Linked DNA regions of Homo sapiens: region 1 is linked to region 2. A link is a contact called in ENCODE Hi-C or POLR2A ChIA-PET data. All regions are on one chromosome and are shown on one strand. Each heading gives the region's core, a stretch centred on a gene start or an enhancer-like site at or near the end of the contact. The rest is flanking DNA. Distances are from core to core; before and after follow the strand shown.

Region 1 (4,636 bases), core at 2,126-4,625, 200 kb after region 2:
TAAAAGATACTAATCACCTCAAAGGAAGCTGCTGGAGAGCTCCTTTAATTCAACTAATCAACAATATTATGCAACGGCTTTTTTAAAAAACATGTTCAAGGATCATACATTTTACTCAGTCTTTTATATAATTTGGCAGGGAATCAAGGCATATTAGGAAATTCACAGAAACCATAAACATAAAAAAATGCATAAGTCCTCAGTTCAGTAACCACACAAATATTTCCGAGAACACATCCAAAGCCACTTTCCCTTCTGCAAAGCTGTTATAAAATGTACTTAGCGTCGGGCATGGAGGCTCACGCCTGGCTTACAGGCGGGCACCTGTAATCCCAGCTACTTGGGAGGCTGCAGCAGAGAATCGCTTGAAGCTGGGAGGTGGAGGTTGCAGTGAGCCGATATTACACCCTGGCCCTCCAGCCTGAATGACCAAGTGAGACTCTGTCTAAAAAAAAATAATAATAATAAAATAAATAAAAAATGTACTTAGCAAGCCAGGCGTGATGGCTCACTCCTGTAATCCCAGCACTTTGGGAGGCCAAGGCAGGTGGATCACATGTGGTCAGGAGTTTGAGACCAGCCTGGACAACATGGAGAAACCCCGTCTCTGCTAAAAATACAAAATTATCTGGGTGTGGTGGCACATGCCTGTAATCCCAGTTACTTGGGAGGCTGAGGCAGGAGAATCTGTTGAACGTGGGAGGCAGAGGCTGCAGTGAGCCGACATCACGCCACTGCACTCCAGCCTGGGCAACAAAGCGAGACTCTGTCTCAAAAAAACAAAAAAACAAAACAAAAAAAACAAATGTACTTAGCACAGACCTACCTCTTCTGCTCTAGGTGGATTTATAGAAAAATTTTAACAGATTTTTAAGACGTTTGCATAGAAGGAATGAATATGAATGTTAAATCAAAATCCTGGTAATCTGATTGTGCTATAAATGTGAAATATCACAAACAATTAATTGGAAGGACATGCAAACAAAAACAAGAACTGAGCCACCTCTGCTTCCTAACATCATTCATCCTTCAAGTGTAATATTTAAGGTATGTGCCTTCATTACAAAAGGTATTTCTGGCTGGGCATGGTGGCTCATGCCTGTCATCCCAGCACTTTGGGAGGCTGAGGCGGGCAGATCACCTGAGGTCAGGAGTTAGATACCAGCCTGGCCAACATGGTGAAACCACTTCTCTACTAAAAATACAAAAACATTAGCTGGGTGTGGTGGTGGACGCCTGTAATACCAGCTACTTCGGAGGTTGAGGCAGGAGAATCACTTGAACCCGGGAGGCAAAGGTCACAGTGAGCTGAGATGGCGCCATTGCACTCGAGCCTGGGTGACAAGAGCGAGACTCTGTCTCAAAAACAAAAACGAAAGATATTTCTGTAAGCACTCACCACTATAAGTGTATACGTGCAGGCCAGGCGCAGTGGCTCACACCTGTAACCCCAGCACTTTGGGAGGCCGAGGCGTGCGGATCACGAGGTCAGGAGATCAAGACCATCCTGGCTAACACGGTGAAACCCCGTCTCTACTACAAATACAAAAAATTAGCCGGGCGTGGTGGCGGGCGCCTGTAGTCCCAGCTACTCGGGAGGCTGAGGCAGGAGAATGGCGTGAACCTGGGAGGTGGAGCTTGCAGTGAGCCGAGATCGTCCCACTATACTCCAGCCTGGACAACAGAGCAAGACTCCGTCTCAAAAAAAAAAAAAAGTGTATACGTGCAGAGAACTAAATATCTCAGCATGCATGTGTGTGTGTTTGTGCACGTGCATTCCCTTTTGGAAGAAAAAATACAAAATGTTCATATACATATTTCATATAAATTTATTATAGGATGCACTTAGATCTCCTTTTTTTTTTTTTCCCAAAAATATATCTAACTAGGTTTTCAGTACTTTTGGGTTCAGGGTGGCTTTCTTAGTGCTTCTCAGTTCAAATGTTAGTTTCTTCCACCTCTTCTGCAGTATCAGTGAAGTCTTTTTTCCCAGCTTGGATCAGCGAAAGGATTTAAAATCTGCTAATTTGGCCAGGTGTGGTGGTTCACGCCTGTAATCCTAACACTGGGAGGCCAAGGCGGGCAGATCACAAGGTCAGGAGTTCGAGACCAGCCTGACCAACGTGGTGAAACCCCGTCTCTACTAAAAATACAAAAATTAGTCAGGCGTGGTGGCGTGCGCCTGTAATCCCAGCTACTCAGGAGGCTGAGGCAGGAGAATCACTTGAACCCGGGAGGCAGAGGTTGCAGTGAGCTGAGATCGTGCCACTGCATCCCAGCTTGGGCAACAGAGCAAGACACTGTCTCAAAAAAAGATAATAATAAAATATGCAAATGTATCCACAAAACGTATGACAATGGTTTGGCACCTTTTTTGCTAGGATGTCAAAATCCAGCAATAAAGTTGTTCTAACCAGATTCGAACTAGTTTTGGTGTTTTTTTTGTTTTTTTGAGACGGAGTTTCGCTCTGTCACCCACGCTGGAATGCAGTGGCATGATCTCAGCTCACTGCAAGCTCCGCCTCCTGGGTTCACGCCATTCTCCTGCCTCAGCCTCCCGAGTAGCTGGGACTACAGGTACCCGCCACCACACCCGGATAATGTTTTGTATTTTTAGTAGAGATGGGGTTTCACTGTGTTAGCCAGGATGGTCTCGATCTGACCTCGTGATCCGCCTGTCTCGGCCTCCCAAAGTGCTGGGATTACAGGCGTGAGCCACTGCGCCCGGGCCTAGAACTAGAATATCATATATCAAATCTAAGCAGTCAAATCTTGCCCAAGTCTTAGTGATTCAAATACCCTTTGGGGACCAGTTCCCTTTCAAGCACTTCACTGGTATTTTCTTTCAAGGTGTTATGAGTGCATATGTCAAGAATTTTTTGGCTGGGTGCGGTGGCTCACGCCTGTAATCCCAGCACTTTGGGAGGCCAAGGCAGGTGGATCATCTGAGGTCAGGAGTTCAAGACCAGCCTAGCTGACATGGTGAAACACTGTCTCTACTAAAAATACAAAAAATTAGCCAGGCTTGGTGGTGGGCGCCTGTAATCCCAGCTACCAGGGAGGCTGAGGTAGGAGAATCAGTGGAACCCGGAAAGCAGAGGTTGGCGGTGAGCTGAGATTGTACCACTGTACTCCAGCCTGGGCAACAGAGCGAGACTCCATCTGAAAAAAAAAAAAAAAAAGAATTTTTTAGTTGTAAGAGACTGTTAAGTAGTGAACCCTAATTAAACAAGGCTAAGGGGAAGAAAGGAAATTTATGAGCTCATAGAACTTAATTGTCCAGGTAAGGTTCGTGTCAGTATCATCAGAAACTCAGGCACTCTCTCTCCTTCTGTCAGTTCTGCTTTCCATTCTCAGGCAGACTCACCCCTTGCGGCAACGTAACTGCCAGCAGTTCCAGGCTTAGGTGGTCTTTTCTCAGCAACTCCCACAAAGCCTTGCTCTTACAAATACTTCCGTAAAACCTGGACCTGACTCTGGCCAGAACTGTGTCACACTGTTACGGGTGGAGGGTGTCCAGGTTCTTGACGTTTTGAAAAAAGAATTGGACGAAACGCACAAAGCAATGAAAGAAAAGCACAGATTTATTGAAACGAAAGTACACTCCACAGAGTAGGGAGCAGGTTAGAGGAAGTGACTCAACAATGCTGGTTACAGAATTTTCTGGGGTTTAAATACCCTTCAGAGGTTTCCCATTGGTATGCCCTATGTAAATGAAGAGGGTAAGTGAAGTTACAAAGTTATTTACTTGGCATACACCCCATGGAAATGAAGAGGATGTTTCCTGCCATAGCTGAAGTGAAGTTACAAAGTTATTTAGTTGGGCATAGAAAGTTGGGGTTTTGGCCTGGAGGTGGGAGAGCGGGGAGGGCTCATGCCTGTAATCCAAACACTTTCGGAGGCGGAGGTGGGCGGACCTTTGGCCAACATAGTGAAACTCCGTCTCTACTAAAAATACAAAAATTAGCCTAGCATGGTGGGGGGTGCCTGTAATCCCAGCTACTTGGGAGGCTGAGGCAGGAGAATTGCTTGAACCCGGGAGGCGGAAGTTGCAGTGAGCCAAGATCAGGCCACTGAACTCCATCTAGAAAAAAAAAAAGACAGTTAATTGGGGTTTTTCCCTTTTATTGAGTTCTAGGAAGTATGTATGTTTGTTTGTTTATTTATTAAAACAGAGTCTCACTTTGTTGCCCAGGCTGTAGTGCAGTGGTAGGATCTTGGCTCACTGCAACCTCTGCCTCCCAGGTTCAAGCGATTTTCCTGCCTCAGCCTCCCAAGTAGCTGGGATTACAGGTGCTCACCACCACACCAAGCTAATTTTTCTATTTTTAATAGAGATAGAATTTCACCATGTTGGCCAGGGTGGCCTCGAACTCCTGATCTCAGGTGATCCACCGGCCCCGGCATCCCAACGTGCTGGGATTACAGGTGTGAGCCACTGCACTCGGCCTAGTTCTAGGAAGTTTTTAGGTTCCCTGCCTCCAGACCCCATTCTCCTGCATCAACATAAGCATCCTGAATCAATCATCCAGGCAGGACGGGCAGGTTATACAGTTTTGTTGTAAACAGTTATGTTAAGGCCAGGCACGGTGGCTCACACCTGTAATCCCAGCACTTTGGGAGGCCAGGGTGGGCA
Region 2 (2,705 bases), core at 1-2,500:
GAACGGCTGTCTGACCTCGTGTGGGTCACCTGCGGTTAGAGCAAACTGCACTGCATGCGGCCAGCGGGCGGCCAGGGCCGGCCCAGCTCAGGACGCTCACGTGCACAGAGAACCTGGATGGAAAGTTAACAAGGCCCAGGCAGGAGCCCTCGCAGAGACAGCAGACCTTCCCACCCCACTCCCAGCCCAGAACTGGCCACCCACTTCCCCACCCCATTCTCCCCTGACATCTCTGTTTGTCCACGTCCTTGAGAAGGGCGGAGGGACGAGGACAGACTGAAAAGAGATGTTTGGAGGATGAGTCCGCCCTCTTGGGGAATGATTTCACTGTGGAACCAAGCTTGGTTACACCAGAAGCTCTTGGGCACCATCTCAGGGACTCCCATGGCTCCTGAAGACTTGTGGGAACCCTGTGTCCCCCTAGAATCTTGACCTCCCAACCCTGCAAAAGCTGTCATCTTGGGGCACAGCCGATGGCCTGGGTGCCTCTTGATGGGCAAGGCCAGCCATTCAGGTGCTTCACTCTAGGTTTTTCTTTGGATTTTTTTTTATTTGTTTTTTGGGGTTTGTTTTAGATGGAGTTTCGCTCTGTTGCCCAGGCTGGAGTGCAGTGGTACAATGTCGACTCACTGTAACCTCCATCTCCTGGGTTCAAGCGATTCTCCTGCCTCATCCTCCCGAGTAGCTGGGACTACAGGCACCTACCACCACGCCTGGCTAGTTTTTGTATTTTTAGTAGAGATGGGGTTTCACCATGTTGACCAGGCTGGTCTCGAACGCCTGACCTCAAGATCACTCTAGTTTTTGTTTCCACTTCTGGATCCCCATGGGATGGAGAGAGACGGGACACTCGCATTGACAGAGAGACCAGACCTCCTGGGTCACCTGGGGGAATAAGCAATGCAGCCAGCTGCCAGGTCCCAGGGCTGCCTTCTCCTGACCATCTGGGCAATTCAGACACAGCTGGGTCTGAGGTGCCAGAGTGTGTTGTTCCGCCTGTTTAGACCTGCCCCACCTCGAAGACATCGGTGATTCACAATCTTCCCTAGAACGGACAACTCCTGGAGGGTGGGGCCCCTGCTGATTCAAACTGGGCTCCTATGAAAGCTCCCAGAGGGTGAGGGCAGTCAGGGAAGGCTTCCAGGAGGAAGTGGCTCTTGTTGAAGGCTAAGCCAGAGTTAGGTGGGAGAGGAGCAGGAAAGGTGTCCTTACAGGGAGCACAGCCGGACGGAGGGTGTGGCGTGTGCCGGCTAGGCAGTTCACACTGGTGGAACCGAGGGCACAGAGGTGGCTGGGGCAAAGCCCAGACAGAAAGGACATCTCAGAAATGAGGATCTGTACTCCGAGAGCCGGCCTCACCCTGCCACATGTTGTCAGATGACCGGGCGGGCCACTTCTCTCGCTGAATGTTTATTTCCTTATCTCTAAAACGGAACTGACAGTTGAGATCAACGCCTGTGTTCTGTGGGGTCCCTCTGCTTCCTGGCAGGTCCTGAGATTTGGACACTTGCACATGACTCATTCATTCCCAGCAACACCAGTCAACAGTGGAGCCGTTGTGCCCATTGTACAGACGGGGCAGCTGAGGCTTGTGCAGGCTCAGAAGGATGTCCTAGTCTCTCTCACTCTCCTTTCTCCCTCCTACGGATGCTGTGACAAATGACCACAAACTAGGTGGCTTAAAACAACAGAAACTGATTGTCACAGTTCTGGAGGCTAGAAGTCTGAAATCAAGATGTCAGCGGGCTGGTCCTTCTGGAGGCCTTCTCCTTCTCCTTCTCCTTCTTCTTTCCTCTTCTTTCTTTTTCTTTTCTTTTTTTTTTTTTTTTCTTGAGACAGAGTCTCACTCTGTCACCCAGGCTGGAGTGCAGTGGCACAATCTTGGCTCACTGCAACCTCCACCTCCCAGGTTCAAGCAATTTTCCTGCCTCAGCCTCCCAAGTAGCTGGGATTATAGGCACACACCACCAGGCCCGGCTAATTTTTGTATTTTTAGTAGAGATGGGGTTTCACCATGTTGGCCAGGCTGGTCTCGAACTCCTGACCTCAAGTGACCTGCCTGCCTTGGCCTCCCAAAGTGCTGGGATTACAGGCATGAGCCACTGTGCCCAGGCTTTTTCTGGTTTTTTTTTAAGATGGGGTCTTACTCTGTCACCCAGACTGGAATGCAATGGCACAACTTCAGCTCACTGCAACCTCCACCTCCAGGGCTCGAGATCCTCCCATCTTGGCCTTCCAGAGTGCTGGAATCACAAGTATGAATCAGTGTGCCCGGACTGTTTTCACCTTTCAGCTGTTACAAATATCTTCTTACTTCCTCTGATATGCCTACTAGAAAATTTAAACTTGCCCAGTGGCATGCATTACCCTGCAGCTGGACCAGCTCTGTTCTAGACGGCAGGCAGTTCTAACGGCAGGGAGTCAGTTCAGTGATTGTCATGACAGCGAATGCATGGCTTCCAGGACCCTGTGGCCCGCTGTCAGATGGGGCCGGGTCTGAGTGCCTCACTCACAGCTGCTTCTCCAGCACCCAGCCCAGCAGCTGGCACGGGGTGGATGACCAGTCGGTACACACTGGGAGAATGAATGAATGAACAAAGGAAGGAAGGAGAGACCAAGCTGGGGCTCTAGGAGAAAACGAGGCAGGAAAGTCCCAGGGGACAGTGGCTGAGGAAAGAACAGAGATCCCAGGAAGAAAAGCGACA

The links. Hi-C counts contacts between places; a loop is a spot of excess contacts on that map. ChIA-PET counts read pairs that join two places held with the same protein, here RNA polymerase II (POLR2A). Pooled maps may share reads with other maps.
Region 1: a pooled map shows a loop between it and region 2 (2.4-fold over the local background). The contact joins two enhancer-like sites. A Hi-C loop is called at or near these places in 2 of 50 pooled maps. POLR2A ChIA-PET finds 5 or more read pairs at or near these places in 5 of 52 experiments (GM12878, H1, HepG2 and 2 more).

Annotation. Positions count from the first base shown.
Region 1 is chr16:11,806,681-11,811,316 of GRCh38, forward strand. No RefSeq gene overlaps it. Among named protein-coding and RNA genes, the nearest start is that of ZC3H7A, 12 kb to the left of the region's middle. Within about 2 kb of position 3,376, at least 8 of the 41 ENCODE cell types and tissues checked have a DNase peak (open chromatin) inside an H3K27ac peak, as active enhancers do.
Region 2 is chr16:11,612,486-11,615,190 of GRCh38, forward strand. It overlaps a transcript of LITAF not described here. Among named protein-coding and RNA genes, the nearest start is that of LITAF, 27 kb to the left of the region's middle. RefSeq lists enhancers at 1,291-1,340, 1,308-1,602, 1,501-1,710, 1,846-2,453, 2,454-2,705 and a silencer at 2,525-2,698. Within about 2 kb of position 1,251, at least 21 of the 41 ENCODE cell types and tissues checked have a DNase peak (open chromatin) inside an H3K27ac peak, as active enhancers do.